Linked DNA regions of Homo sapiens: region 2 is linked to region 1. Evidence: read pairs that join two places in POLR2A ChIA-PET (ENCODE). Cell type or tissue: K562. All regions are shown on one strand. Each heading gives the region's core, and the rest is flanking DNA. Links, peaks and the distances in the headings are about the cores only. Region 1 has its middle 18 kb from the start of DUSP6. Region 2 overlaps POC1B-DUSP6 (POC1B-DUSP6 readthrough).

What was found. Peaks named below come from ENCODE experiments on the same cell type or tissue, not always from the same donor. Only the 100,000 strongest peaks of a DNase experiment are listed, where the experiment ranks them.
Region 2: POLR2A ChIA-PET joins it to region 1 with 5 read pairs; 4 of 35 experiments call an interaction of 5 or more read pairs at or near these places.

Annotation. Positions count from the first base shown.
Region 1 is chr12:89,326,808-89,342,763 of GRCh38, reverse strand. No RefSeq gene overlaps it. Among named protein-coding and RNA genes, the nearest start is that of DUSP6, 18 kb to the left of the region's middle. In K562, for the core only: no CTCF peak of the experiment used is centred there; a DNase peak (open chromatin) is centred at 8,733.
Region 2 is chr12:89,431,137-89,447,092 of GRCh38, reverse strand. All of the region lies in intron 9 of POC1B-DUSP6 (POC1B-DUSP6 readthrough), which reads left to right. All of the region lies in intron 10 of POC1B (POC1 centriolar protein B), which reads left to right. It overlaps LOC105369889 (a long non-coding RNA gene), which reads right to left. Exons shown (of 4, transcript NR_189732.1): 2 at 6,349-6,512. Among named protein-coding and RNA genes, the nearest start is that of GALNT4, 86 kb to the left of the region's middle. In K562, for the core only: no CTCF peak of the experiment used is centred there; no DNase peak of the experiment used is centred there.

The DNA of each region.
Region 1 (15,956 bases), core at 3,771-11,770:
GATCACGAGGTCAAGAGATCGAGACCATCCTGGCCCACATGGTGAAACCCTGTCTCTACTAAAAATACAAAAATTAGCTGGGCGTGGTGGCGCACGCCTGTAGTCCCAGCTACTCCGGAGGCTAAGGCAGGAGAATCGCTTGAACCCGGGAGGCAGAGGTTGCAGTGAGCCGAGATCATGCCACTGCACTCCAGCCTGGTGACAGAGCGAGACTCCAGCTCAAACAAAGAAACAAAAAAATTTTTAGATTGACCCATAAAATAAAACAGTTTTTATAAAAGAATATTAATTTTTTTATTTTGTCAGAGAAAACATTATATTTGAGATTGAGTCGCCCAAGTTATTGAGTGTAGCTATGGTATACATTATTTTCATGCAAAATATAGTGTTTCATGTATTACATTATAGTAGGTAATCTTACATTGGTAGAATTTGGGTTTTTCCCCCTAATTTTGACTATTTTGAACAATACTGCTAAGAATACTTTTGTGCATGTATTCTAATGCTCATGTGTACACGTTTCCCGGTGGTTTGCAGAGGAGTGGAATAAGCATAGTTTGTGTAGAACCTCAATTTCAGACAATTAAAATCGTTTTTGAAGTGGATATTCCAACTTATATTCCCACTAATGATATTTAACTTTTCATACTCTCCCAAATTTTTTATAAACACTTGTTTTGTTTACACTTTTTAGTTTTCACCTATCTAGTAGATGTGAAATGGTAGTTTATTTTGATTCTAATTTCCATTATTCTGATTCCTAATGAGGTTGGATCCTTTTCTTGTGTTCATTGGCCATAAGATATTTTATTTTGTGAAGAGCCTGTTCAAATCTGTTGTCAAGTTTCAGTTGTGTTACTTCTATTTTTTTGTATTGATATCAGAGGTGCTTGGACACTCTAAATACTAGTCCTCTATTGAGTATATGCATTAAAAATATCAGTACAATGCTTTTCAAACTTTGTTCCTCAGGGAAGGACCAGGCTACATTTGGAGGCAGGATGTACACTGCACAGCTCTACAGGGTATCAGTCAGAAAGATAATGATACAAATGGCCATGCCCAACCTGTATAACCCTACATGGAGTTCTAGGAGACTCATGTGGGACTTGTGCCTAAACATATTTGAAATCCACTCATTGAATCCATTTAACAAATGTGGAAACAGAGTCAGAGAGATTAAGTTGAAAGAATAGATACTTTTGATTATCTCGATTGAAGTGGGGCTGGCCTAGAAGTGTTTTTGGTTATACTAAATCTTGAACTCAGTTTTGAAGAGGGGCTAGTTTTTCACATAGATGTGGAAAAGATGTGACAGTTGTGAGTAATGAATTACACCCAGCTTTGGAAGTAGTAAAAGACAAACTTCCTCGCAAGAGATGGCAACAATATTTTTCAAGATGTAAAACAGAGATAAAAAATCAAGATGCTTAGGGATATGAGAGATAAAATTTAAAGAGAAGTTGCAAAGTGCAGAAATAACTGTATTTTTTTTGTCTGCCTATCCTCCCTTCCCAGTTACTTGTAGTTGTGGAATTCTACAGTATCAGGGAGGACTAGGTTCAGAAGTCTACAACAGAGAATGAAAACTGAAAATTATCAAAACTCATGAGGGTTTATTCTCATCTATAAAAGCCAGGAGTGGGAAATTCAAGCCTGGTAGGACAATTTTATGAGATCATTTGAGATTCAGGCTTCTTCTGTCTTTGATCTTAAAGATCACAAGATAGAGATTCCCTGTCCAGTCATACATTCTGTCACCGAAAGAAGGAAAGAGAAAAAGAAAAAAGGTTTACTTCCTTGAGTCAATTCTCTTAAAGATGCCTGCTGGAAATCCTACAGCAGACTTGTACTCCATGTTCTTAATGGCTGGAATTAGCCACATGGCCATAGCTAGAGAGGCTGGGGATACAGACTTTCAGTTGGACACAAGCTTCCCCTAATATTAGTTTGGTGCAAAAGTAATTGTGTTTTTTGCCATTACAATCATTGCAAAAACTGCTATTACTTTTGTACCAATATAACTGAGGTTCTGTTTCTCAGGAAGTAGGGGGCACTGAATGTTAGTCATCTACCTTCTTCTTTTCTGGAGAAAACTCCATTCCCATCATAGGGAAGGGTATATAACCCAGCCCAGGCCAAAAAAGGCCTCATTTTCTGGTTTCAGTGATTGTTTCAGGGGTGGGACATGATTCCATTTCAGCCAATCAACTTATACCTTGGATTCATCTATGGAAAGGATTTTCTCTTAGAGTTGCTAAGCCCCGGACTTACTGATTCAGAATTTTTGGAAATGAAGCCTGGGAATCTGGTTTTTTATAAATGGCCCTCAGGTGATTCTTTTGATTGTCCTGTTTGGGAATTACCAGATCTGCCATGTGTAGTAAACCAACATTTAATCTAGCATCTCCTCTCTTAGGGCATTCAAAGAACAACAGCATTAAAGGGAGCTTGCTAGATGTCTTTCCAAAGATGGACATCAAAAGGCTGAGCATATAGTGTAGGTATAACTGCACCATAACTATCATGGGCTCACAACTATAGACTTTTAGAGTTATGATTTTTTTTCTAGTTTGTTACTTGCCCTATAAAGTAGCACTTGAAAATATAAATAGTCCTAAAAGCACTTTTTTAAAAATTTTACCAGGGCTTCTAGGTCTGCTTTGCTGGGATTTGGTGTCAGAATCTGTGTTCACTTAATCAGTACCCTTTGTGATTTTATCAACCTGATCCGCCAACTCTTATGTTTTGTCTTTCTAGGCTGAAGTGTTTTAAAGTCTCTTTGGTTTCTTTTCAAACCCTAATCATTTTAAGGGACCTCCTTTAAGTAAGTTCCAGTTTCATTATGCCATTTTTCAGGTTTGATGGCTGGAACTATACTCAGTATTTCTGGAGCCAATGAATTCTGGTGTCTCTCTGTGTATATGTGTGTGCGTGTGTGCAAACGCTCATAAGATTGTGCTTTCTATTTTGTTTTTGACATCCTTCCTGATGATGCTTGCTTTTGTGACTGCCACAATACATTGGACCGACCCCTTCAGGGAATGGTCGGCAATGATGCCATCATCCTTTTCCTGGATCACGTCTGCACTCGGAGTCCTTGGTCTTCTAAGCACGAGGTGCGTTCTCTTTTCCTGCAGCTATTCCTGTGCAACCAACTGCACTGAGCACGGCTATTTACTGGCTACTCACACATCTCTGCAAGACCTTCCTGACGTTTATTATTGTCATGATGATGTTTGAATTCTCAAAAAATCTCTGTGTCATCTATTGATTTGAATTTTCACTTTATTGATGTTTAAACCACTTTTGAAAAATGATAGGCATACATACATACAGATTCATGAAATACACATTTTTAATATATCCTCCAGCAGAATAGTGATTACTTCTTTAATATGCCCTTATAATATCCATCAGCAGCCCACAATAATAGAATCTGATTGACAAAACAGTGAGCTTCATATTAAAATATAGCTTTACGATAATTTCAAAATTCCTTATCCCCCTCCCCCAATTTCAATGAGATTGTTATTCCCAAACCCTTCCTATAAGGATATTTTGGAATTGCCACTGATCTCTATCCAAGGTTTCACATTTTTGAGTCCCTTCTAACTCTTTGACAGAAGCAATTCAGGTTTAAAACTTTTAAAATGAGAAATGCTGGCTGAGTGGACCATAAATTATGCCCATGGTTTGATGAGGCTATCTCTGTTCTGATCCTATTTTCAGCTGAGGAGTGATGGTTACAAGCTCAGTCAGTGGGTTCAGTTTTCCCAGATGTGAACCCAGATCTGTCACTTGTTAGCCATGTGACCTTGCCTAGTCTGTGTAGATCCTCAATTTCAGACAAGTCTCTCTGAGCCTTGGTTTCTTCACCTGTGCAATGAGAATAATAATAACACTTAGCTGATGGAGTTGGGAGGATTCAATGAGAAAATTGACGTAAAGCACCTAGAAAAATGCAAATAAATTGTAATTGATGAGGCTCTGGGGAATGGAATTATGTATGCCACTATTCATTTATTAATTCAACAAGGCATAGACAACCTATTATATTCAGGGAATGTTCTGAGTGCCATAAAGAGATAAATTAGACACAAATTTGACCTTTCAGCCTTGAAATGAAAACAGCCTTGAACATAAATCATTATAAGATATAAAGTAACAAGTAGCATAAAGAACATAGTCTCTGGATTTAGACTCTTGCAGGTTCAAATATAAGCTTCATCACTAGCTACCTGTGTAACCTTAGGCCAGGTGCTTAATCTTAGTAAGTTTCCCATCTGTTAAAAAATGGAAATAATAATGGTATTTACCTCACACTGTTGTTATCCGGATTAAATGAGAAAATGCACGTAAAATGCTCAGCACTTCGACTGTCACATAATGTGTAACATAAACTGCTTTCATAAGTAAGATCCAGAAGTACTGCAAAAATTTAGTGGAGCAGGGGATTTTATTTTTCTTTTGTTTATATCCATTTGTGGAAGGGAAAGGTCATGGAAGACTTCTTGCAAGAGACTGATAAATCATAAAGCCAATCTATTATTTTTGTTTGTTTGTTTTTTTGAGACAGAGTCTCACCCTGTCACCCAGGTTGGTGTGCAGTGGTGCAATCTCAGCTCACAGCAGCTGCTGCCTCTTGGGTTTAATCGATTATCGTGCCTCAGCCTCCTGAATAGCTGGAATTACAGGCATGCACCACCATGCATGGCTAATTTTTCTATTTTTAGTAGAGACAGGGTTCTGCCATGTTGGCCAGGCTAGTCTCCAACTCTTTTTTTTTTTTTTTTTTTTTTTTTTTTTTTTTGAGACGGAGTCTCGCTGTGTCTCCCAGGTTGGAGTGCAGTGGCGCGATCTCGGCTCACTGCAAGCTCCGCCTCCCAGGTTCATGCCATTCTTCTGCCTCAGCCTCCCAAGTAGCTGGGACTACAGGCGCCCGCCAACACGCCCGGCTAATTTTTTGTATTTTTAGTAGAAACGGGGTTTCACCGTTTTAGCCAAGATGGTCTCGATCTCCTGACCTCGTGATCCGCCCGTCTCGGCCTCCCAAAGTGCTAGGATTACAGGCGTGAGCCACCGCGCCCGGCCTAGTCTCCAACTCTTGACTTCAAGTGATCTGCCCACCTTGGCCTCCCAAAGTGCTGGGATTACAGACATGAGCCACCATGCCTGGTGCAATTTATGAATTTAAAAAAGAATACATTGTGCTGTTTGCCATCAGGCTGGCTCAACTATCCTACGAGGTAGGTTTTGTAGGGATATTAAATTTCCATCCTTTAGATGCTTAAACAGAAACTCAGAGAGTTTAAATTAAGTAACTTGCTGAAGGTTCCCCAGGTACTTGATGAAGCTGGTATTTGCTCACAGGGATGTTTGACTTGAAAGCCCAGCTGCTGCTTTTTTTTTTTTTTTTTTTTGACAGAGTCTGGCTCTGTTGCCCAGGCTGGAATGCAGTGGTGTAATCTCGGCTCATTGCAACCTCTGCCTCCCAGGTTCAAGCAGTTCTCCTGCCTCAGCTTCCTGAGTAGCTGGGATTACAGGCGGCCACCACTGCACCCAGCTAATTTTTGTATTTTTTTAGTAGAGACAGGGTTTCACCACGTTGGCCAGGCTGGTCTCAAACTCCTGACCTCAGGTGATCCACCCACCTCGGCCTCCCAAAGTGCTGGGATTACAGGTGTGAGCCATTGTGCCTGGCCAAAAGCCCAGCTTTTTAACATCTGCTTTATACTCTTCTCATGGTATATTGCTCATGGTACAGACTACTCTCTTCCCAGGGTGAGAATAGAGTTGAATTTGCGATCACAACATTGCTGATGAGGCCGGAATCAAAATCAAAGGAGTTTGTGCCATACTTCATCTAAGTTATATAAAGGTCAAGAGAAATATTCCTGCTCTGCGGTAAAACAAACAAAACAGACAAAACCACATCTTTTAAGTTACTGGAAGGTTAAGTTCGATTGAATGATGCTGGATACCTCTGATAGATTTTTATCCTTTGGCTCTCTTGTCCTTGTCTGTTTTCTGGAACTCCAATACCCTCCACACCGGCCATTAAGCTGTGGCTAATGAAAACACAAATTAGTTACATTGCTTACAGGTTAGAGTCTTTGCGCTACTCTAATCCCTTGATGAGAGATGGGAAACACCCTGGTTTTATCAACAGCAGATTGACAGATGGTTTTCTAATGGTCAAAATGGCATCTACATTTATGGAGCCCTTCCTTTGTGCCAGGCTGGAAGCTGTGTGCAGATGATCTCATCTCATCTTTAGTACCCTCTTGCGAGGTAAGGTTACTGTCACACAGTGGTTAAGCACAAGGGCTCTGGAGCTTGATGGCTAGGTGCAAATTCTGGCTCCATCACTTACTAGCTGTCTGACGCTAAGCAAGTTGGCTAACCTCTCTGTGCCTTAGTTTCCTTATCTGTAAAATAAAAATAAAAAAAAAAAGACATGGTCAGAAGTAACTGAATTAATACACTCAGTATGATTAGAACAGGGCCTTGATTGTTGTAAGTAATTAATACATGTTAGCTCTGTCGGGGAGGGAAACTTTTTCCTCTATCCTCTTAGGTTTAACTTTTGGAGGCTTGAAAATTAAACTCACAAAAGATAGATTAGCAAGAGAAAACATGTATTTTTATTCACATAAGTACTTGGGAATTTACCAAAAAGTATGACTCAAGGAGGTGCTTAGAATTGGGTGAAGGAGAGGGTGAAGGAATAGGTGAAGGAGGAGAGAGGGAGAAGATTACTTATAGGAAAACAAATGACTTGTAGGAAAGATAAATAGGCCTGTAGGAGAATAGATGGGAGATACTATCATTTTGTGACAATGCCTGTTTAGGTGATTTCAATCTTTCCTGGTTACAAAACTCCTGGGAGGGGAGTTTTAACAGTTGAATTCTTTTAGGAGGCTCTGCTTTTAAGCAGATAACGAATGTTTAGAAGAAAACTCTTCACAGTGTTATATTCTGGATTCTTTCAGCTCTTATTATCTCCATTTTGTAGATGGGAAAATGGAGGCTTAGAGTGATTAATTATCTAGGATCTCCAAGTGGTAAACAGTAGCGCTGAGATTTGAAACCGGGCTGGGCTGACCTCAGAGCCTTTGATCTTTCCGCTAAGAGGTCTCAAAAGGAGAAACTCTAATCTTATCTGAAAATTCTAGGAGCATATAAATTCTTTGGGATAAATTTAACATACTGGATCTCAGCATCATCATTTGCAAAATGAGAGCATTGAACAATATGAATTTTAGTGGCCTTTCCATCTCCAAAGACATTCCTTGTTTTGGGAGTTTTAATCACAATTATTAGAGAAGAAGTAATGGTCACATATCAAAGAATGTACTAGAGGAGATATTGCAATGTGTGTGTGTGTGTGTGTGTGTGTACACCCACGTCCATGTGTGTACACCTGCATATGTGTTTCAATTGCTCTGAAAAGACTGATTGTCTTAGGAAGGAAAGGGACCATCCTAAGATGTAGATACTTTAGTTATTTATTTCCACTGTATATGCTGTTGACCTAGGATTCTGCACGTCCTCAGGGAGTGTCTCTTCCAGGCCTTTTCCAAAAGGTGATTGGCAAGGGAAGTTCTTCTAAAAGAGATAAGTGGCTTCTAAAAGTAAACTCAGAATAAATGGAGTACAAATTCTGTTTACGAAATATTTCCTGGTTGATGGCCACTAACGTGCAGCCCTGCATGACATGTTCTTTGAGGAATGAAAGAAGTGAAGTTGAATTCTGTTTCTCCATCATTTGGGAAAGATATTTACGAAGCCGTCCTGAGTAGAAGATTGCATCATTTCAGAGCAGAAACTCAAAACTATAGTAATGGATGCTACAGTGTGGGAGATGTGTTTACTTTGGAGACCATTGAGAGATGTGAGAGGCTTTTGAAAACTCATAACAAAATTTGTTCAGTACATTCTTTGTGATATGTTAAATTTGCAGAATTCTTTGCACGGCCACATGCAATTTCTGTGAAGTTCACTTCCTCTATGCCAAATATCCCTTTGCATTTTGTGTGGTTGAGCTTCAGAATTGTGGGGTTTTGCTGATGGTGGTTATTCTTAACAAAGTCTTTCCCTCACTCCTTGGAGGACAGATAGGAAAGGTACATGCATGAGCTAGTTGAGTCAAACATTTTCCAATTCTTCTGTTCCTCTTCTTTCTTTTCAAAACATGTATATATTTTTAAATATTTCATTTTTAGATGTTGAGTCTTAGTGATACTAATCTAGTACCATGATTCTTGTATTGATTCTGAATTTTCAAGATGATTTCTTCAGCCTAAAGATAGACCAATTTAAAGTCTAACTGTCTGATGAGGTGAAACCTATAATTATACAAAAAAAACAAAAAACAAAACAAAACAAAAAAAACGGGTGGGGGTGGTTACATGGGAAGAAAAGTGAAAGATTACTAGCTGACACCCAAAGACATAACCTAGCTTTTTCCCCCACCTGAGAAAAAGAAATAAATAAAAGCTAACCAAACAAAATATAAGGAGAACTGTAAATAAATAAATCACCATTGTCCCTGAGAACCTGCCTGCATGGGAAGGAGAGGTGGGCTATAGCCCATAAGGACCAGAGAAACAAGAAAGGAAGTGGGTGAGATTGCTACATGAGTAAGGTTCTGAGGAGTCATTAAAGCAAAAGGGAAACTAAATCCCACTGATGTGTAGATTCAAGGCTCCGAGAGGCCCTAAAAAGTGGGTGGAACTCCCAGGTCATCAGGAGGTCACAAAAGGACAGAGGAAGCTCAGGCAGCCTGGAGTCATGCTTTCTAAGGGAAACTAGAGTTAAGCCAGTTCTTTGACTTGGCTTAAGAAGTGTGCGTAAATCAACCTGTAGGGACGGGTGGGGAGAAGTGAGGTTTTAAAAAAATGTTTTGAAGCCTATTCCTTAATTTGAAGTGATAATCAGCATTTTTAGGTTGTTTTTTTTTTTTTATTTTAGGTGCACTGGAGATTTGTTTTGGTGGGAAGAAGGAATTCCTTCCTTCCTTCCTGCCTTCCTTCCTGCCTTCCTTCCTTCCTTCCTTCCTGCCTTCCTTCCTGCCTTCCTTCCTCTCTCTTTCTCACTTTCTTTCTTTCTTTTCTTTTCTTTTCTTTTTTTTTTTCAAGGTCTCCATATGTCACCTAGCTTGGAGGGCAGTGGCGTGAACATGGCTCACTGCAGCCTTGACTTCCCAGGCTCAACTGATCTTCCTTCCTGAGCCCCCTAAGTAGTCAGGACAACAGGTGCATGCCACCACGCCTGGCTGTATTTTTTGTTGAAATGGGGTTTCGCCGTGTTGCCCAGGCTGGTCTTGAGCTCCTGAGCTCCAGTGATTCGTCTGCCTCAGCCTCCCAAGTGTTGGGATTACAGGTGTGAGCCACTGTGCCTGGTCAGACTGAGCGAATTTCTTGACATGTGCCTAAATAAATTAATTTTATCTCTTTCTTTCCTAAGGTCACTCTTCCCTTTAGAACCCAGGACTTGGATTCATACGCAAGAAAACTTTCACAGAACCTACTTTTTGGGTCTGGGAGTAAGGCTGAATTGGGTGTATATTTCAGCTTCACCACTAAAGCACAAGCTATTGCCAAGACCTAGGCAAGACCAAGTGGCAACAATGTTAGTGGTGGTGCTGCCTAAACGTCAGGATTGTCAGGAGACCAATGGCTGTGAAATGCTTGGCATGGACATTGGCATATACCATAGTAACTGACTGATTCTGAGCAAGCCCCTCATCTCTCTTGACCTCAGTTTTCTCTTCTGTGAAAGAACCATAATGCTATTTTTTTCAGGGTTATTGTACACTTTAAATGTGATGATGTGTTTACTACCGTTCTTGACAAATTTTTCTTCAAGTCTTAGCTCAAAAGTCACCTCTTCTCAGAAGCTTTCTGAATTCTTTGAAAAGATTAGGAGTTGATTTAACATGGTCCCAAGGCAATTTGTCTTTGTTGCCATTGTATAGTTTCTCATATTCTATTATAGATGTTGGCTCAACTCTGTGCCTTCATCTTTGTGGCTTAGTGTCTTTTCATGTAGCATAGTTGTTAAAAACTAGGCTTTCAGATAGGTTGGACATTTTTGCTTAACAATACCCTGTGATGCTGAGCTAGTTACTTTTCTTCTCTGAAACTCAGTTTTCTCAACTATAAAATAGGAGCAGTAATACCTAGCTCATAAATACTAACGTTGACCTATCACCTAGGATGGTGCCTGGCACTACAATAATTATCTGTAGAATGCATGAACAAATAGAAGCACTGTGCATATTAATGAAATGCATATGGAAAGCTCAGTGCCCTGTACTTGGTAGACTCTTTTTCTTTCTTTTTTTTTTGTAGGGGGAGGGGGCAGGGTCTCACTCTGTCGCCCAGGTTGGAGTGCAGTGGGGTGATCTCAGCTCATTGCAGCCTTGACCTCCCAGGTTCCAGTGATCCTCCCACCTCAGCCTCCTGAGTAGCTGGGACCACAAGTACGTGCCACCATGACTGGCTAACTTTTGTATTTATTGTGGAAGCAGTGTCTCACAATGTTGTCCAGGCTGGTCTCAAGCTCCAGGGCTCAAGCAATACTCTCGCCTCGGCCTCCAAAGGGCTGGGATTACAGGCGTGAGCCACCATGCCCGGCTTCTAGACTCTTAATAAGTCACTGCATATCATTAGATAGGTAATGTATACAATCATCCCTCAGTATACTTCGGGGATTGGTTCCAGGACTCCCCTCAGATAGTTCCCTCAAAAATTGGAGATGCTCAAGTCCCTTATATAAAATGGAGTAGTATTTGCATATAACCTATCCACATCCGCCCGTATACTTTAAATTATCTCTAGATTACTAATTATACCTAATACAATGTAAATGCTATATAAATAGTTGTTATGGTGTATTTTTAATCTTTCTTTTTCTCTTTTCTTTCTTTCTTTTTCTTTTTAAGACAGCCTCCACCCCCCTAGGCTCAGGCGATCCTCCCATCTCACCCTACTGAGTAGCTGGGACTCCAGACACATGCAACCACACCAGGCTAATTTTTGTATTTTTTGTAGAGACAAGATTTTGCCATGCTGCCCAGGCTGGTCTGGAACTCCTGGGCCCAATTGTTCCATCCACCTTGGCCTCCCAAAGTGCTGGGATTAGAGGCATGAGCTACTGCGCCTGGCTATTTTTAATCTTTTTTTACTGAATATATTTGATTCAAGATTGGTTGAATCTATGGATGAGAAATTTCAGAATATGGATGGCCTACTGTACTTGCTTATTTTCTGGGGTACGAATGGTATATGTCTTATATCATTTCTTTTAGGGTTTTGCCTAAAAGAAACAAGCAAATAAACAAATGTTTGCTAAATAAACATTTGTTTCTCACCCAGAGATAGGAAGAAAGTCTTTAGGAATCTGATATGCTAAATGCACTTAGAATTACAGAACTTTTTGGAGAAAGAGATCTTAAAGCTCTTCTGAACCCTTTTCTTATGCTAATTTTGTTTGTTTGTTTGTTTTCTTATCATTTCTTTGGTTTCTGCTCTTATTTGAACATTTCCTTCCTTCTACTTTGGATTTACTTTGCTCTTTTTCTAGCTTGTAATGTGGGAAGCTCACATACTTAATTTTAGACCTTTCTTTCTTTTCTTTTTTTTTTTTTAAGATAAGCATTCAAAGCTATAAATTTCCCTTTAATCACTGCTTTAGCTGCATCCACAAAGTTTGATGTTATAGTTTCATTATTATTCAGCTAAAAATATTTTCTAATTTTCCTTGTAACTTCTTCTTGGTCCTTTGGATTATTGAGAATTGTACTATTTGATTTCTAAACATTTAGAACTTTTCTAGACATTTAATTATTGATTTCCAATCTACCTTCATGGTGGCTATGAGCAAACTCTGTGTAATTTCAATACTTCTAAATAACTGAGACTTGTTTTATGGTGTATCATATGGTTTATCTTAGTGAACATATCATGGGCACTTGAAAAGAATATGTATTCTGCAGTTGTTGGGTATATTGTTCTATAAATGTCAACTAGTTGTAATTAGTTGACAGTGTTTAGATCTTCCATATTTTTACTGACATCTTGTCTAGTTGGTCTATTAATTGCAAAGAGGGGATGTTTAAATCTATGACTTCTATTGCTGAATTGTCTGTCTTTCCCTTTAATTTCACCAAGCTTTGTTTTGTATATTTTGAAACTGTATTATTAGTTATATACTCTCAAATTTTAAAAATTTTGTAGATGAGAAAGATTAAATTTTGCAACATGCTTTAAAAAAATTTGTTTGGGTCATTATAAATGTGTAGAGGCTTAAGTTACACAATTCATACCATGCCTACATTTATAAAATGTTTTTTAAAAGTACTCTTATATCACGCCTGTAATCCCAGCACTTTGGAAGGCCGAGGTGGGTGAGTAGCTGGGACTCCAGACACATAATCAGGAGATCTCCAGGTCCAGATCAGGAGATAGAGACCACCCTGGCCAACATAGTGAAACCCCATCTCTACTAAAAGTACAAAAATTAGCTGGGTGTGGTGGTGTGTGGCTGTAATCCCAGCTACTTGGGAGGCTGAAGCAGGAGAATCCCTTGAACCCAGGAGGCGGAGATTGCAGTGAGCCGAGGTTGTGCCACTGCACTCCAGCCTGGCGACAGAGTGAGACTCCGTCTAAAAAAAAAAAAAAAATGCCCTCTTATAATCTTCCTTCCAGAGATAACCACTCAAAAGTTTGACAAAGCATATTTAGGATTTAAAAAATGCTTACATAAATATATAGAAACATATATTTTTATATTTTTACATAAGCAGGATTATATTCATATGTTTTTCTGCAACAAATTTTTTTTCCCACAAACTTTAACAATTTATGGAATGTCTTTCCATTTAACTGAGCATAGCTTTACCTCATCTTTAAAAACAACTTTATTACATCGTTTTCTATTGTATGAATGTCTAATAATTTATATAATCAACTTCCTATTTTAGAATATTTAGCTTCTTTGCAGTCATTTACTATGATCAGCAATAGTATCATGTAAGTTATTGATTTTGCCTCATTAATTATTTCCTTTCAATAATTCCTGAAAGTGGAATGACTGCATCAACAGCCTCCCACATTTTACACTGATCCCTATTGCTTGATTGCCCTCTTTCAGACTCGCTACCCTCATCTCACTGGACATGGCTACTATTTTTATTCTTTCTCCATCAGTAGGGTAGCACTCGTTTTAAAAGCTAGCCATCTCTGCACCATATTAGAAGTTCATGCAATGTCAGGTCCAAGTTTTTAATGGCAAAAATGTTGAAAATATGCAAAGTAGGGGGAAGAGGAGGACATGATAAGCTTTCCACCTCTAACTCTTGATTCTCCTTGATCTCATGATATGGAAATAGAAGAGACAATTCATGTAGAAGAGAAAAATCAAAGTTTATTAGAGATGTGTGGGATACGTAAATTGGATCTAGAGCATTTTAACTTGAGGTCTCTGTTTTCTTCAACCCATTGCTATCAAGAAAATGACTCCCATCCCCATTTAGTACTCTAAATTTAGAAGAAACATTGTAGAAGACAATATCCCATAGAGGGATACCCAGGGCAGGATGTTATGGGAATAGGATGGCTGTTTATTAAGCACCTGCTCTCTGTATTCCAGATGCTTTTACTTACATTATCTCATATCTCCCACATCGACCCTGTGGGTTAGGTAGTGGTGTTAATCATTATTTTAGCCTTACAGAGGAGAAACCCTAAGCTCTTAAAGGGCAAGCACACTCCCTTAGAAGTGGCGGAACTTGTATTTTGTGTGTGTGTGTTTGCACTAAGGAGCATGCTCACTGGTCTCTATGACTATGCCCCAGGGAGTGGGTGTGGGGCATGGAGGGGCAGTAGAAAATGGAGCTGGTCTCTGTCCTCCAGGGGACAAATGCCTTTGTGAGCCTCAGGGAATCTGCTGGCTGCATTCATAGATCAAGACTCAGAACTATCCTAAACTGCCCCTTGCTTTTGGCAACAGTAGGGCTTATGTTTGTTTCCAGAAGTCACGGTAGTGATCACAATGAGGCTGTGTTCGTATGCAATTGGGTTTGACAGAAATTAATTTTTAATAAGAGGCTCTATTCAGTCAAACAATTGCCTTTCGGGGCCCATGTCGGGGTCGGTTGCCCAAGGCTGGGCACTGGCACAGAGTGTGCTTTTGGCTGTGGCCTGAGAGAGAATGAGAGAGAGAGAGAGAGAGAGTGAGAGTGAGTATGGTGGGTGTTGAGGGAGAGGTACTGACTGGTCTTTGTCAGATCTTGATTCAGGACCAGGCATTGGTCTAACCAGAAGCTGGAGGAGGCAGCTGGGTCATTTATTTGATTGCCAAAGAAGAATAATGTGGTGCCTCCAAGAAAACCCCTTCTAATTCCTCGTACTGAGAGCCCTTCCAACCAATTCAAGGTCTGGCAGATGCTCAGGGCATGAGTTTTTTCCCTGTGTTTTTGTTAAGTGTTGCTTACTCTGTGCTGTTATTTAACTCTAACAGTAACCCTGCAAGGCACAATGCTACAGTCCATTTTAAAGACGACGAAAACTACAGCTCAGAGAGGTTAAATAACTCAGATTATACAACTCAGAGGTTAAATAACTCAAATTATTTTGTGTTCTGTTTGTGGAGATGAATCTCCGTCTTCACCATCCCTCTAAGGACCAGTTATTGGAGTACTGGAGGCGTTGTTGAAACTATCAGGTTTGCGCCATCTCTCTCAATGGAATGACATTAAACAACCGTATTTATTTATGCCCATGACTAATATTTCTCCATGCCACTCAGTTAAGCTTTGCATCACTAACCTCTCTTCTTTGTTACTGACACCAATAAGGTGGCATTCACACCAATTTCAGAAGATCTGGGGGGCCTCTGCATTTTCTCTTTTAGAGGCTGCTTCCATTTTACTCAGGAAATGCACACTTTTTGGCGTTTTTTTTTTTTGTTTTTTTTTTCCAGTTCTACTAAAAGGCAGAATCTTGCAGCTCTGCCTTCTCAGTGTGGGTGGCACTGCCATTTCCAGCACTGCAAACTTATCCACCAGCCGCCCCCAAAACCTTTATCAGGAGACATGGTGACTTCTCTCCTAAATTACACAGGTCGGTTTAAAAATAGAGTGCAGGGGTTCCCTTGTCAGGAGAGCTGTCAGGCTGCCCACTTTTGACAGTTTCTTCTACCTCCCTTCTTCGGTACACATCAAAGAATTTTTATTTTTATTTAAAAAATGTTCTGCTTAAGTGATCTGGAGCCCTGAAATTACCAAAAAGGCTCATTTAAAGCATCTTAGGGAACCTTAAAAATGCTTCAGTTTCATGATTTAACATCATGTGCAACTTGATTTTCCACACTTCACCATCTTTGCAGGGGCATCATTAGCATGAAAATGAATTTTAAAAATATATTCTAGTGGAAGTGAACACCCTGACATGAAGAGCTCTGCTCTGTGTCTAGGCTGACAAGTTGGGGGGCACAGAGTAGCTTTGCATAGTGAGTGCAGCAAAAGGAAATGAAAAATTCAATGAATAGAAGACAAAACAAATAAAAACCAAACACATAAAAATACACTCTGGAAATACAAACAAATAATAATAACAATAAATACCCCACCACACACAGAAATGCTGGGAAAAAGAAGGGCCTACCACTTGGATAAATATTCTTTAGTTAAATCTTTTCCAAAATTCTAGGGTTTGTTGAGACATCTTGTCCTTTGTGTGGGGGAATGTCAAAATCTCCATTTTTTTTTCTGTAACCTTTTGCCTCTCCATTCCTCTCCTCTTATCTGCTGTGGCTGTTCCTCCCTTATATGGCTGTCCTCGGAAGTCCAGGAATTTGAATGTTATGTGAAAGGCTAATTCTAATTGGGCTCGGTGACATTCGTGTCAAATGGGAGATGTATGGGGGTCACCCTGCGAAAGATCAAC
Region 2 (15,956 bases), core at 4,274-12,273, 100 kb before region 1:
AGACGTTTTATTATTAATATTTAGTTAAGTGTTAAGATCTATTCATTTATCCTACAAAGTGCTATGACTATTTTTATGTATTTATTCATCAAGGAAAATGACAGTCACGGAGTTTATATCCCAAACTATGAGTATGTTTGTGAATATGTTTTGTTTATTTTTACTTTTTGCCTTGGTACCCTTTCCAGGCACTTCTCCCGGCAACAGTGGCATTGCTTCTGCCTGTCATATGTTTTTTGCAATTGAGCTCTTCCATTATGTTTCCCTATAACAACCTATTTCATGCACATGTTCTAGCTGTTTCATCCAGCAATTAATTTATATAATCTTTCCTATAGGTTTTTAGTCAAAATGTTTTTCTTTTTTTTTTTTAATTACACTTTAAGTTTGTTACATATGTACATGTGCCATGTTGGTGTGCTGCACCCATTAACTCGTCATTTACATTAGGTATATCTCCTAATGCTATCCCTCCCCACTTCCCCATCCCACGACAAGCCCCAGTGTGTGATGTTCCCCACCCTGTGTCCAAGTATTCTCATTGTTCAGTTCCCACCTATGAGTGAGAACATGCGGTGTTTGGTTTTCTGTCCTTGCAATAGTTTGCTGAGAATGATGGTTTCCACCTTCATCCACGTCCCTAAAAAGGACATGAACTCATCCTTTTTATGGCTGCATAGTATTCCATAGTGTATATGTGCCACATTTTCTTAATCCAGTCTATTGTTGTTGGACATTTGGGTTGGTTCCAAGTCTTTGTATTGTGAATAGTGCCGCAATAAACATATGTGTGCATGTGTCTTTATAGCAGCACAATTTATAGTCCTTTGGGTATATACCCAGTAATGGGATGGCTGGGTCAAATGGTATTTCTAGTTCTAGATCCTTGAGGAATCGCCACACTGTCTTCCACAATGGTTGAACTAGTTTACAGTCCCACCAACAGTGTAAAAGTGTTCCTATTTCTCCACATCCTCTCCAGCACCTGTTGTTTCCTGACTTTTTAATGATCGCCATTCTAACTGGTGTGAGATGGTATCTCATTGTGGTTTTGATTTCCATTTCTCTGACAGCCAGTGATGATGAGCATTTTTTCATGTGTCTGTTGGCTGCATAAATGTCTTCTTTTGAGAAGTGTCTGTTTATATCCTTTGCCCATTTTTTGATTGGGTTGTTTTTTTCTTGTAAATTTGTTTAAGTTCTTTGTAGATGCTGGATATTAGCCGTTTCTCAGATGGGTAGATTGTAAAAATTTTCTCCCATTCTTTAGGTTGCCTGTTCACTCTGATGGTAGTTTCTTTTGCTGTGCAGAAGCTTTTTAGTTTAATTAGATCCCATTTGTCAATTTTGGCTTTTGTTGCCATTGCTTTTGGTGTTTTAGACATGAAGTCCTTGCCCATGCCTATGTCCTGAATGGTATTGCCTAGGTTTTCTTCTAGGGTTTTTATGGTTTTAGGTGTAACATTTAAGTCTTTAATCCATCTTGAATTAATTTTTGTATAAGGTGTAAGGAAGGGATCCAGTTTCAGCTTTCTACATATGGCTAGCCAGTTTTCCCAGCACCATTTATTAAATAGGGAATCCTTTCCCCATTTCTTGTTTTTGTCAGGTTTATCAAAGATCAGATGGTGGTAGATGTGTGGTAGTATCTCTGAGGGCTCTGTTCTGTTCCATTGGTCTATATCTTCATTTTGGTACCAGTACCATGCTGTTTTGGTTCCTGTACCCTTGTAGTATAGTTTGAAGTCAGGTAGCATGATGCCTCCAGCTTTGTTCTTTTGGCTTAGGATTGTCTTGGCAATATGAGCTCTTTTTTGGTTCCATATGAACTTTAAAGTATTTTCTTCCAATTCTGTGAAGAAAGTCATTGGTAGCTTGATAGGAATGGCATTGAATCTATAAATTACCTTGGGCAGTATGGCCATTTTCACAATATTGATTCTTCCTATCCGTGAGCATGGAATGTTCTTCCATTTATTTGTGGCCTCTTTTATTTTGTTGAGCAGTGGTTTCTAGTTCTCCTTGAAGAGGTCCTTCACACCCCTTGTAAGTTGGATTCCTAAGTATTTTATTCTCTTTGAAGCAATTGTGAATGGGAATTCACTCATGATTTGGCTCTCTGTTTGTCTGTTATTGGTATATAGGAATGCTTGTGATTTTTGCACATTGATTTTGTATCCTGAGACTTTGCTGAAGTTGCTTATCAGCTTAAGGAGATTTTGGGCTGAGACGATGGGGTTTTCTAAATATACAATCATGTCACCTGCAAACAGGGACAATTTGACTTCCTCTTTTCCTAATTGAATACCCTTTATTTCTTTCTCCTGCCTGATTGACCTGGCCAGAACTTCCAACACTATGTTCAATTGGAGTGGTGAGAGAGGGCATCCCTGTCTTGTGCCAGTTTTCAAAGGGAATGCTTCCAGTTTTTGCCCATTCAGTATGATATTGGCTGTGGGTTTGTCATAAATAGTTCTTATTATTTTGAGATATGTCCCATCAATACGTAGTTTATTGAGAGTTTTTAGCAGGAAGTGCTGTTGAATTTTGTTGAAGGCCTTTTCTGCATCTATTGAGATAATTGTGTGGTTTTTGTCTTTGGTTCTGTTTATATGCTGGATTACGTTTATTGATTTGCATATGTTGAACCAGTCTTCCATCTGAGGGATGAAGCCAACTTGATCGTGGTGGATAAGCTTTTTGATGTGTTGCTGGATTCAGTTTGCCAGTATTTTATTGAGGATTTTTGCATCGCTGTTCATCAGGGATATTGGTCTAAAATATTCTTTTTTCGTTGTGTCTCTGCCAGGCTTTGGTATCAGGATGATGCTGTCCTCATAAAATGAGTTAGGGAGGATTCTCTCATTTTCTGTTGATTGGAATAGTTTCAGAAGGAATGGTACCAGCTCCTTTTTGTACCTCTGGTAGAATTCGGCTGTGAAACCGTTCTGGTCCTGGACTTTTTTTGGTTGGTAGGCTCTTAATTATTGCCTCAGTTTCAGAGCCTGTTATTGGTCTATTCAGGGGTTCAACTTCTTCCTAGTTTAGTCTTGGGAGGATGTATGTGTCCAGGAATTTATCCATTTCTTCTAGATTTTCTAGTTTCTTTGCATAGAAGTGTTTATGTTATTTTCTGATGGTAGTTTGTATTTCTGTGGGATTGGTGGTGATATCCCCTTTGTCATTTTTTATTGCATCTATTTGATTCTTCTCTCTTTTCTTCTTTATTAGTCTTGCTAGTGGTCTATCAATTTTGTGGATCTTTTCAAAAAACCAGCTCCTGGATTCATTGATTTTTTGAAGGGTTTTTTGTGTCTCTATCTCCTTCAGTTCTGCTCTGATCTTAGTTATTTCTTGCCTTCTGCTAGCTTTTGAATGTGTTTGCTCTTGCTTCTCTAGTTCTTTTAATTGTGATGTTAGGGTGTCAATTTTAGATCTTTCCTGCTTTCTCTTGTGGGCATTTAGTGCTATAAATTTCCCTCTACACACTGCTTTGAATGTGTCCCAGAGATTCTGGTATGTTGTGTCTTTGTTCTCATTGGTTTCAAAGAACATCTTTATTTCTGCCTTCATTTCGTTATGTACCCAGTAGTCATTCAGGAGCAGGTTGTTCAGTTTCCATGTAGTTGAGCGGTTTTGAGTGAGTTTCTTAATCCTGAGTTCTAGTTTGATTGCATTGTGGTCTGAGAGACAGTTTGTTATCATTTCTGTTCTTTTACATTTGCTGAGTTGTGCTTTACTTCCAACTATATGGTCAATTTTGGAATAAGTGCAATGTGGTGCTGAGAAAAATGTATATTCTGTTGATTTGGGGTGGAGAGTTCTATAGATGTCCATTAGGTCCACTTGGTGCAGAGCTGAGTTCAATTCCTGGATATCCTTGTTAACTTTCTGTCTTGTTGAACTGTCTAATGTTGACAGTGGGGTGTTAAAGTCTCCCATTATTATTGTGTGGGAATCTAAGTCTCTTTGTAAGTCTCTAAGGACTTGCTTTATGAATCTGGGTGCTCCTGCATTGGGTGCATATATATTTAGGATAGTTAGCTCTTCTTGTTGGATTGATCCCTTGACCATTATGTAATGGCCTTCTTTGTCTCTTTTGATCTTTGTTGGTTTAAAGTCTGTTTTATCAGAGACTAAGGTTGCAACCCCTGCTTTTTTTTGTTTTTCATTTTCTTGGTAGATCTTCCTCCATCTCTTTATTTTGAGCCTATTGTGTCTCTGCACATGAGATGGGTCTCCTGAATACAGCACACTGATGGGTCTTGACTCTTTATCCAATTTGCCAGTCTGTGTCTTTTAATTGGAGCATTTAGCCCATTTACATTGAAGGTTAATATTGTTATGTATGAATTGATCCTGTCATTATGATGTTAGCTGGTTATTTTGCTCATTAGTTGATGCAGTTCCTTCCTAGCATCAATGGTCTTTACAATTTGGCATGTTTTTGCAGTGGCTGGTACCGGTTGTTCCTTTCCATGTTTAGTGCTTCCTTCAGGAGCTCTTGTAAGGCAGGCCTGGTGGTGACAAAATCCCTCAGCATTGCTTGTCTGTAAAGGATTTTATTTTTCCTTCACTTATGAAGCTTAGTTTGGCTGGATATGAAATTCTGGGTTGAAAATTCTTTTCTTTAAGAATGTTGAATATTGGCCCCCACTCCCTTCTGGCTTGTAGAGTTTCTGCCGAGACATCTGCTGTTCGTCTGATGGGCTTCCCTTTGTGGGTAACCTGACCTTTCTCTCTGCCTGCCCTTAACATTTTTTCCTTCATTTCAACTTTGGTGAATCTGACAATTATGTATCTTGGAGTTGTTCTTCTTAAGGAGTATCTTTGTGGCGTTCTCTGTATTTCCTGAATTTGAATGTTGGCCTGCCTTGCTAGGTTGGGGAAGTTCTCCTGGATAATATCCTGAAGAGTGTTTTCCAAGTTGGTTCCATTCTCCCCATCACTTTCCGGTACACCAGTCAGACGTAGATTTGGTCTTTTCACATAGTCCCGTATTTCTTGGAGGCTTTGTTCATTTCTGTTTACTCTTTTTTCTCTAAACTTCTCGCTTCATTTCATTCATTTGATCTTCATCACTGATACCCTTTCTTCCACTTGATTGAATCAGCTACTGAAGCTTGTGCGTGCGTCACATGGTTCTCGTGCCGTGGTTTTCAGCTCTATCAGGTCATAAACGCTGTTTATTCTAGTTAGCCATTCGTCTAATCTTTTTTCAAGGTTTTTAACTTCTTTGCGATGGGTTCGAACATCTTTCTTTAGCTCAGAGAAGTTTGTTATTACCGATCATCTGAAGCCTTCTTCTCTCAACTTGTCAAAGTCATTCTCCATCCAGCTTTGTTCCGTTGCTGGCGAGGAGCTGCGTTCCTTTGGAGGAGAAGAGGCACTCTGATTTTTAGAATTTTCAGCTTTTCTGCTCTGGCTTCTCCCCATCTTTGTGGTTTTATCTACCTTTGGTCTTTGATGATGGTGACGTACACATGGGGTTTTGTTGTGGATGTCCTTTCTGTTTGTTAGGTTTCCTTCTAACAGTCAGGACCCTCAGCTGCAGGTCTGTTGGAGTTTGCTGGAGGTCCACTCCCGACCCTGTTTGCCTGGGTATCACCAGCAGAGGCTTCAGAACAGCAAATATTGCAGAACAGCAAATGTTGCTCCCTGATCCTTCCTCTGGAAGCTTCGTCTCAGAGGGGGACCCGGCCATATGAGGTGTCAGTCAGCCCCTACTGGGAGGTACCTCCCAGTTAGGCTACTCGGGGGTCAGGGACCCACTTGAGGAGGCAATCTGTCTGTTCTCAGATCTCAAACTCTGTGCTGGGAAAACCACTACTCTCTTCAAAGCTGTCAGACAGGGACGTTTAAGTCTGCAGAAGTTTCTGCTGCCTTTTGTTCAGCTATGCCCTGCCCCCAGAGGTGAAGTCTACAGAGGTGGGCAGGCCTCCTTGAGCTGTGGTGGGTTCCACCCTGTTCGAGCTTCCTGGCAACTTTGTTTATCTACTCAAGCCTCAGCAATGGCAGACGCCCCTCCCCCAGCCTTGCTGCTGCCTTGCAGTTCGATCTCAGACTGCTGTGCTAGCAGAGAGCAAGGCTCCATGGGCGTGGGACCCTCCAAGCCATGTGCAGGATATAATCTCCTGGTGTGCTGTTTGCTAAGACCATTGGAAAAGCGCAGTATTAGGGTGGGAGTGTCCTGATTTTCCAGGTACCATCTGTCATGGCTTCCCTTGGCTAGGAAAGGGAATTCCCTGACCCCATCGCCTGGGTGAGGCGATGCCCCGCCCTGCTTCGGCTCATGCTCTGTGGGCTGCACCCACTGTCCGACAAGCCCCAGTGAAATGAACCCAGTACCTCAGTTGGAAGTGCAGAAGTCACCCGTCTTCTGCGTTGCTCACGCTGGGAGCTGTAGACTGGAGCTGTTCCTATTTGGCCATCTTGGAACCTACTCTCCTCTAATTCTGTATTTTTAGTAGAGATGGGGTTTCTCCATATTGGTCAGGCTGAAAATTTTTTTCCTAAGTGTAAGGAGAAATGAATTTTAAGAGAATTTAAGCTGTTTTTTCTTAATGGGAAAAAAGTGAAAATGTACTAAAAATTTGTCTCTTTTCTTCCTACCTTCATCCTTCCCCCAGCCATTCCTCACACCAAGGTGGGATATTTGGATCTGACCATGGTAACTAGGATTTCCCTGTTTTCCTCAGACTTTTATGTACCTGGCATAAGAGAATTTGGTGCAGTGGTAGATACGTGGAGACTGGGGCCAACTAGCTTGTTAGAGTAGAAAGCCCAGTGCATGTAGAATCAATTACTCTTCTGTCCATATCTCTGCAGACCCCAAATGAGTGGAAGAAACAGAAAATTTTTCAGTGTGCTAACCAAAGATGAGCTGGATTTCCATGGGAGCTGAATTTAGGGTAGTGCATCTTGTGGTGTTAGCATCATGAAGGGAAATGACTCAGCTTAAGTCACGTTCAATGGACATTGTTCATTCATTTCACAAAAATGAACGTGTCGGACACTAGGTAGGAGCTGGGGATGGGGGATGCATGTGGGTTATAACGGTAAGCAAAAACTGTGAAAGTATGAATGTTAGTACAGTGAAAGTATGAATTGAAGGCAGTAATGTGTGGGATCAGAGAGAGTTTTCCTGGAAAAGGTATTTGAGCTGAGATCTAAAACCTTGCTACTCAAGGCCGGGCACAGTGGCTCATGCCTGTAATCCCAGCACTTTGCGAGGCTGAGGCAGGTGAATCACCTGAGGTCAGGAGTTCAAGACCAGCCTGGCCAAATGGCAAAACCCCATCTCTACTAAAAATACAAAAAAATTAGCCAGGCATGGTTGTACATGCATGTAATCCCAGCTACTCAGGAGGCTGAGGCAGGAGAATCACTTGAACCCAGGAGGCAGAGTTGCAGTGAGCCAAGATCATGCCACTTCACTCCAGCCTGGGCAATAGAGTGAGACTCTGTCTCAAAAAATAAATAAATAAAACAAAATAAAATAAAACTTTGCTACTCAAAATATGATTCATGGACAGTGTGCTTGAGCATCACCTAAGAGTTTAGTAGAAATCCAGATTCACAGGTCCCACCCCAGACCTACCAAATCAGACCCTGCATTTTAATAAGATCCCCAGGTGATTTGTGTGTGCATTAAAGTTTGAGAAGTGCTGATCTGAAGCATCAGTAGGAGTTGAAGTGAAAGGTTGGGAGAACTGGAATGTTCTAGGCAGAGGACGAATATATACAAAGGCTGTGTCTGTGGGGGAGCTTGTGTTACTTTAGGACCTGTAAAAAAAAGTCTGGGACCCAGAGATGGAGTGGGGCAAGGTGTTATGTGAGCCAAGCTTAGAGAGGATCATAGGAATCAGGCATGCAGGCGTTTTCATGATTTTGCCATTTGTAGCTTGAAAACAAGCTTCCTGCCAGTTGAAGAGACACATGGAAACCAGTTAAAAGAAAAAGTCAGTAGTCCAGACAAAAACTGAAGGTAGCTGGGATTAGGATCATCTTAGTGGAAGTCAAGAGAATGGAATTCGTTTGAGAGATATGTAAGCAGGGGTAAGAAGTGGGTTAGCAAAGATAATCCCTGGGTTTTTAGCTTATACAATGATGTGCCATTCATTGAAGTAGGGTATTTCCTAAGGGGACAAATTTGCGATTTCAAGTTCCGGTTTGGACATACCGAGTTTGACGTTCCTTTGAAACCTCCAGGAGTACCTATCAGACATGCAGTTGTGTACACATATCTGTAGCTTAAAGGAAAGGTCTAGAGTGGAAAGAAGAATAAGTGAGTATTCTGCATGTATGTGGTAACTGAAGCAGCAACCATAGATACAACTGCCTGAGTAGAAAGTATAGAATTAGAAGAGGGTTTGGGACTATTCCCTGAGGAATTTTAATAAAATGATCTGATGAAAGATGATAAGCCTGCAAATAAGGCAGAGAAGGACTAGTAGGTAACAAGGAAGCCAAAGAGTATGGTGTCATGGCAGCCAAGGAAGGATAGTTTCAAGAGGACGATGGAGTCAGCATTGCCAAAAGTCCAGAGAAAGTTTGAAAAATGTTTGATAATTTGGTGGAGATTATTGCTAACCTTTTGAAGAGCTTTTTGTTTGTTTGTTTGTTTGTTTGTTTTTGAGACGGAGTCTCGCTCTTTCACCCAGGCGGGCGTGCAGTGGCGCTATCACGGCTCACTGCAAGCTCCGCCTCCCGGCTTCACGCCATTCTCCTGCCTCAGCCTCCTGAGTAGCTGGGACTACAGGTGCCCGCCACCGCACCCAGCTAATTTTTTGTATTTTTAGTAGAGACGGGGTTTCACCGTGTTAGCCAGGATGGTCTCGATCTTCTGACCTCGTGATCCGCCCGCCTCGGCCTCCCAAAGTGCTGGGATTACAGGCGTGAGCCACCGCGCCCGGCCTGAAGAGCTTTTTTAATGGAGTAATACAGATGCGAACCAGTATGAAGGGAGTAGAAAAGTGAGTAGAGGGAAGGGTGAGAAAAGGAGTAAGCTATAATAGATTTTTTAATTTTTTTTTTTTTTTTGAGACGGTTTCTCACTCTGTCGCCCAGGCTGGAGTGCAGTGGCACAATGTCGGCTCACTGCAACCTCCGCCTCCCAGGTTTGAGCAAGCAATTCTCCTGCCTCAGCCTCTGGAGTAGCTGGAACTGCAGGCCACACCAACACTCCCTGCTAATTTTTGTATTTTTAGTCGAGATGGGGTTTCACCATGTTGGCCAGGCTGGTCTCAAACTCCTGACCTCAGGTGATCCACCCGTCTCGGCCTCCCAAAGTGCTGGGGTTACAGGCGTGAGCCACTGCACCTGGCCAATTTTTAAAATCTTATTTAGTAAATTTATTGAGTACCTGTTATATACCAAGCAATGAGAATGTACAAATGAAAGAGCAAGTTCAATAATAATGATATGGGCCTAAATTGCTATGGGGGTAATTAGTGGAGTGTTTAAATAAAGAAACTATATGGTGGGGGTGGGGGGGTCAAATATGTACCCGGAGAATTTGAGTGGAAGACAGAAAAGTTACAGATACAGCTTCCCAAAAGTGAGTGATACTTGAGCTGATTCTTTAAAAATTTGCCTGATAATAAGAGGAACGAGGACAGCTCAGAAAGTACAAGTCAAGAAGCCCTGAGAGGGGAGTGAATTCAGGAAACCGGACATTTCAGGTTTGCCTCAGCATTGCATGAGTTTGAGGAACAAGAAAAGATGAGGATGGATTGTGAATGATCTCGAATGTGTTTTGAAGGTTTTTGGAGGTATTTGGATTCACCCTAAGAATTGGGGGGACCAGTGAAGGATTTTCAGCCAGGAGAGTGACAAAAGCAAATTTGGATTTTAGAACAGTTACTCTGGAGATGTGAAAAAGGAGGGGTTGGAGGGAGATAAAACTAGAGGCATGGAGGATTAGGAGGCTATTGTAATAGTAATCCAGACATGAGGTGACAACTGTCTGATCGAGTGCTGTAGCATAGGGGATGAAGAGAGGAGACTGGCTCATGAGGTATTGAAGAGAGTCAATAAGTTCTGTTTACTGATTGTACATGGGAGAAGAGGGAAGAGTCAAGAATATCTCTCAAATTTTTGGCTGCTGGCTGGATAATGGCACTGTTTATTAGGACAGGAAGAGACAGGAGTTGGGTGTGGAGCATCCAGTACAGAAATCTGGATTTGAGAATCTTGACTTGATTGATTCAGACACTTGGTCCCACAGGGTGACCCGTAAACTGCTGCTCCATAGTATTCGATAATGATTATGATAAAGAGATGATCTACATTAATTGCACCTCATTTATCAAGAGGCATCATTAAAAGAATGCTTGTTTTTTTTGTTTTTTGGGTTTTTTTTTGGTTGTTTTTTTTTTGAGATTGAGTCTTGCTCCATCGCCCAAGCTGGAATACAGTATAGCGATCTCGGCTCACTGCAACCTCCGTCTCCCAGGTTCAAGTGATTCTTCTGCCTCAGCCTCCCAAATAGCTGGGACTACAGGCACATGCCACCAAGCCCAGCTAATTTTTGTATTTTTAGTAGAGATGGGGTTTTGCCATGTTGGCCAGGCTGGTCTCAAACTTCTGACCTGAGGTCATCCACCCATCTCAGCCTCCCAAAGTGCTGGGATTACAGGCATGAGCCATTGTGCCCAGCAAAGAATGCTTATTTGAATCATGCTGGTTATTTGGTAAATTCTGAGACTGAAATTTTAAATGGATAAAGCCCATCATGTTTAATGGCTATGAAACATAACGGGTTTTGTTTCGTATAAAGTATGTCATAATGTAGTGACATGCTTTAGTGGTATCATGACTTCCTCTTTAAAAACTTCCTGCGGTCGTGCACGGTGTCTTGTGCCTGTAATCCCAGCACTTTGGAAGGCCGAGATGGGTGGATCACAAGGTCAAGAGATCAAGAGATCAAGACCATCCTGGCCAACATGGTGAAACCCCATCTCTACTAAAAATAGAAAAATTAGCTGGGAATGGTGGTGTGCACCTGTAGTCTCAGCTACTCAGGAGGCTGAGGCAAGAGAATCGCTTGAACCTGGGAGGCAGAGGTTGTGGTGAGTCGAGATCGTGCCACTACATTCCAGCCTGGCGACATAGTGAGATTCTGTCTCAAAAAAAAAAAACAAACAAACAAGAAAAAAACTTCCTGCTTACTCATCTGTGTGTATGTTCATACACACACATGCATATGCGTGTTTGAGAAAAGATATATTATCATAATTCTTCATCATTCTGATTATAAAGTAAAAGAATCTAGCTCATATTCTCTTTGACTCATGGCATCTATGAAAAGTATTTTTGAATTTTATGGTTAAATTTGAATGTTATTTTTGGTGGGCCATTTTTCCCCATGGTAATTATAGGAAAAAAAATCTTTCTATGTAAACATAGCCATTGTTTTTATTATCTTTGCTTTCTGAGTTTCTTCCACCAGCAAAATAAGAAAGGAGGAAAACACCTACATGATTTTACACGTGAAAATATATGGAGGAAAAATATTTAAACTGCATCATGTTATCATAGAATCTTATTTTTTGTTATTTATGATGAAGGATTTGATACTCTACTCATAAGCAATTTAAGAATGCTATTGTGGCTGGGCACGGTGGTTCACGCCTATAGTCCCACCACTTTGGGAAGCCAAGGCAGGTGGATCACCTTAGGTCAGGAGTTTGAGACTAGCCTGACCAATATGGTGAAACCCTGTCTCTACTAAAAATACAAAAACTAGCTGGGTGTGGTGGTGTGCACCTGTAGTCCCAGCTACTCAGGAGGCTGAGACAAGAGAATTTCTTGAACCCAGGAGGCGGAGGTTGCAGTGAGCCGAGATGGCACCACTGCACTCCAGCCTGGGCAACAAAGTGAGACTCCATCTCAAAAAAAAAAAAAAAAAAAGAATGTCATTCTTCCTGGAGATTTTTATGCCACAGTTTTTCAACTGTATCCAGTTATATAATCTTTATCATAGGGTTAAATATTTTTTATTAATTTCATAGATCTAATTGTTTGATGTTAGATTGGCTTCCTATATTATTGTTAGGAAATCATTTTTCATCCAGTAAAACAATGGAACTAGATTTTTAAAATAGATGATAGATCTTTGTCTGCTAAGTTTTTTTAGAAAAAATATTAAATACATTTTTCACTCAGCTGCCTGAAAATGAAAATCTTTTATCCCTTTTAAAACTACATCTGAAAATATCTTATTTTTTTCTTTGGGGTTTGTTGAACAGTGTGAAAGATAACTATAGATCTTTGCCTTATTCACTTAGCATGTTGTGTAAAAGATTCTTGTTGAATTTGTTATGGAACAGATAATGAGGATGGATCCCTTACTCTGAATGCCCTTCAAAGTGTAATGGCACAGTTCACAAAAGAAGTAATGGCTACTTGTTTTCCCTTTTGAGTTTGCAGGAAATTTTATGCAGAAAGTTGGTGTTATGTTCATTTGGAGTATCATTAATTAAGATCCATCTGGTGCAGTGCACTTTTAGATCAGCATACAGCATTAGGAAGTAGATCCTCCTTTGAGGAATTAATGGTTTGTGTTTTCTTAATCATATAAGAAGTGAAACATAGAAGGAAATTTTTATACAGATTCCATTTGTCCTAGCTGTATACTACCCATTAATGGCTTCAAAATTAATAGGTTTCTCTAGAGATTATAATAAAGATTAAAGACAAAGACAGACAGTAGACTTGTAGCCTCAGCTGTCTTTTCCGAGGTGACTGAATTAATCATTTGGATATTTCAGTTGATAGCTACATGGTATATTTTTCAAGTCTTCTGATAAAAATGCAATTTCCAATTTGCTCTCAAGAAGAAAAAGCAAAGTCCTCTATAAAATCTTATCCCCAAAGCTGAAGGTTCTTTCTTTGAGAAAAAGATGTATGTTTTCTCCTGAGGGACAAACAAGTCTTAATTCAGCAAATTTAGTTTGGAGGACAAAATTTCACATGACATTTTTTGATTATATCCTAGTCATACTTTTAAGTCAATCAGACTTGATCAGATGAGTATGTTCCTACAAGGATACATAATCCACTGTTCAGAAGACAGAAAATTGTCATTTTTTCCTTCAGGATCAACAGCCTATGTTTTCAAGAATGTTAAGAATTGAAAATGAATTCTTTGTTGTGGTCCTGTGACAGCCCCATCTGGGTGAGTCTGCAGTTCCTTTTTCTGTTTCCCTAATGGATCCATCCACTCCTTAGTCAACATTGGCTTTTGATCTTAAGAAACGAACCAAATTTAGAGCAAAACTCTGAGTCACTTCTGAAAGGCAGCCATCCTCTTTGTCAAGATTCTCAGATGAACTCTGTGACTATCCGAGTCCTTTGTGCTGATGGCAAACTTAGTGTAAAGCCTCCCACTCTTTGGCCAACACTCTTCTAGTCCTCCCATTTTGGTAATTCGTCAGCCCCAGAAAGGCGTCCATCCAGCAAGCCTCCTGCTTTACACTGCCTGCTCCCTGTGTCTGGGCCTCCTTTACCCAACTTACATTCTGTGGTCCATCATTACATCCATGGTCTTGTCCCTTTCTCCCTCTGTTATCCTCACCTAGAAAAATGCCAACCTGGGTTAAATCTGTTTCTCTGGCTCCTTCACACCTACACCCAAGGGGCTGGATTTGACTAGACAGCCATCTTGGCTCGTCTCACCATAAATTTATTTACACAAAGCTCCATGGGCACTCAGCCACTGTCTATCCAGCCCATTTATCGAGTAGTTATCCCCTCACTCTCCTGTGTCATCAGTGCTCTCTTTATGCTTGCTCTTTCTATCAGCACACATTTGTGATATATTTCTCATCTTTATAAATGAAAACCTCATTTGGCCCCTCATCCCTTTCCAGCTCCTGTCTCATTGCTCTTCTCCCATTTATAGCAAAAGTCTTCTAAAAAAAATTGTTGCTTAGATTCACTGTCTTTATTTCTTCACTTTGCATTCTTCTGAGTGCTATCCAATCAAGCATTCATCCCCACTCTTCCATTCATGTCAGGGTCCGAAGGACTCATCTCGGTCCACCTGTGTGTGGCACTTGATCCTGGTGATCACTGTTTCCTCCTGGAAGCTCTTTCCTCACTTGACTTCTGGGCCAGTAGTCTTCAACCTCAAGGGCCACCAGTCACCTTTCCTGCTCCTGCCTTCTAAAGTCTCTGCAACTCTTCTCTTGTTTGGCTCCTTCCTAGTGATCATAGACCCATGGATAAAAAGATCTACGTGCCAGTAACTCCCAAATTTATATTTCTAGACCCAGCTTCTCCACAGAAATCTAGAATCATATATTTCCAATTGTATTAATGACTGTTCCCCTTGAAAGTCTGATAGGCCTCTCAAACATAACACGTCCAAAATTTATTCTTTACCACTTCTCCATAAAATTTGCATCAGCATAGCTACATCATAACACAGCACATTGCTTAGCTTTATTTTTCTTCCTAACCCTTGTCACCTAGCATTACATCACATATCTACATATTTACTTTTCTCCTTCACCCACTAGAGTATAACCATGATAGCAGGGCCTCTTTATTCACTCCTTGAGGTAGGCAGAACAACCATTCCTCTCAAAAATATTTATGTCTTCATCCCCAGAATCTATGAAAATGTTTCCTTACATGGCAAAGAGGGCTTTGCCAATGTGATTAAGTTAAGGCTTTTTTTTTTTTTTTTTTTTTTTTTTTTTTAAGAAACAGAGTCTCGTTGCCCAGGCTGGAAGTACAGTGGCTCGATCTGGGCTCACTGCAACCTCCACCTCCCAGGTTCAAGTGATTGTCCTGCCTCAGCCTCCTGAGTAGCTGGGACTACGGGTGCATGCCGCAACACCTGGCTAATTTCTTTTGTATTTTAGTAGAGACAGGGTTTCACCGTGTTGCCCAGGCTGGTCTCAAACTCTTGAGCTCAGGCAATCCGCCCACCTCGACCTCCCAAAGTGCTAGGATTACAGGCATGAGCCACCATGCCCGGCCAAGTTAAGGCTCTTGAGATGGGGAGGTTATCCTGGATTATCTGACCGGGCCCCATATAATCACAAGGGTCCTTATACGGAAAGAGGGATTCATGAGAATTAGAGAAGATATAACAATTAAAGCAGTTATTGGAGTGATGCAGCCATGGGCTAAGGAATGTGGACAGCCTCTAGAAGCTGGAAAGGCAAGGAATGGATTCTCTCCTAGAGCCTTCAGAAGGAATGCAGCTTACTGACACCTTGTTTTTAGCCCCGTTAATCCTGTTTTGGACTTGCAATCTCCAAAACTATAAGATAATAAATCTATGTTGTTTTAAACCACTAAGTTTGTGGTAATTTGTTACAGCAGCAGTAGGAAATGAACACAGTCCTGTATCTCTGGCACCTGGAATTTTGCCTGGCACATAGGTGCTAAATAAAATAATTTTGCTTGAACAATTGGCATATATTCATTATCTTAGATCTTATGTAGAGATTATTGAAGTTTCCAATCCCTACTCTAAATTTTATCATTGAAAATAAATGATATAGTCTTTCTTTGAAAAATATTTGCTTTTATTTTTGTCCAAGGCAAAAGGCTTTTTTTGTTGTTATTCTAGTCTATTTCAGGCAGACGTTTTATACATACGTGTGTGTGTGCATGTGCGTGTGTGTGTGTGTGTGTGTGTAGTGATTTAAAAATCTCAGAACATCAGGAATAAAAAGGGCTTTAAAAGGCATTCAATTGAATTTCCTGATTTGATGTTTGTATATCTTTCACAATATCTCTGACAAATGACCTTCCCAAGTCTATTTTAGAACCTTCAATAATGGGAAACACTTTGGCTTAGATATTTTCTGCCTTTTATCTGTTTTCTTCTCTACTTACAGAATTAAACCAAGAGTAGAAATGTTAGTTGTAAACCAAAACTAACTTATTTTAACCAACTGATTGAATGTATATCTAAAGTTCAAGTCACTGATTAT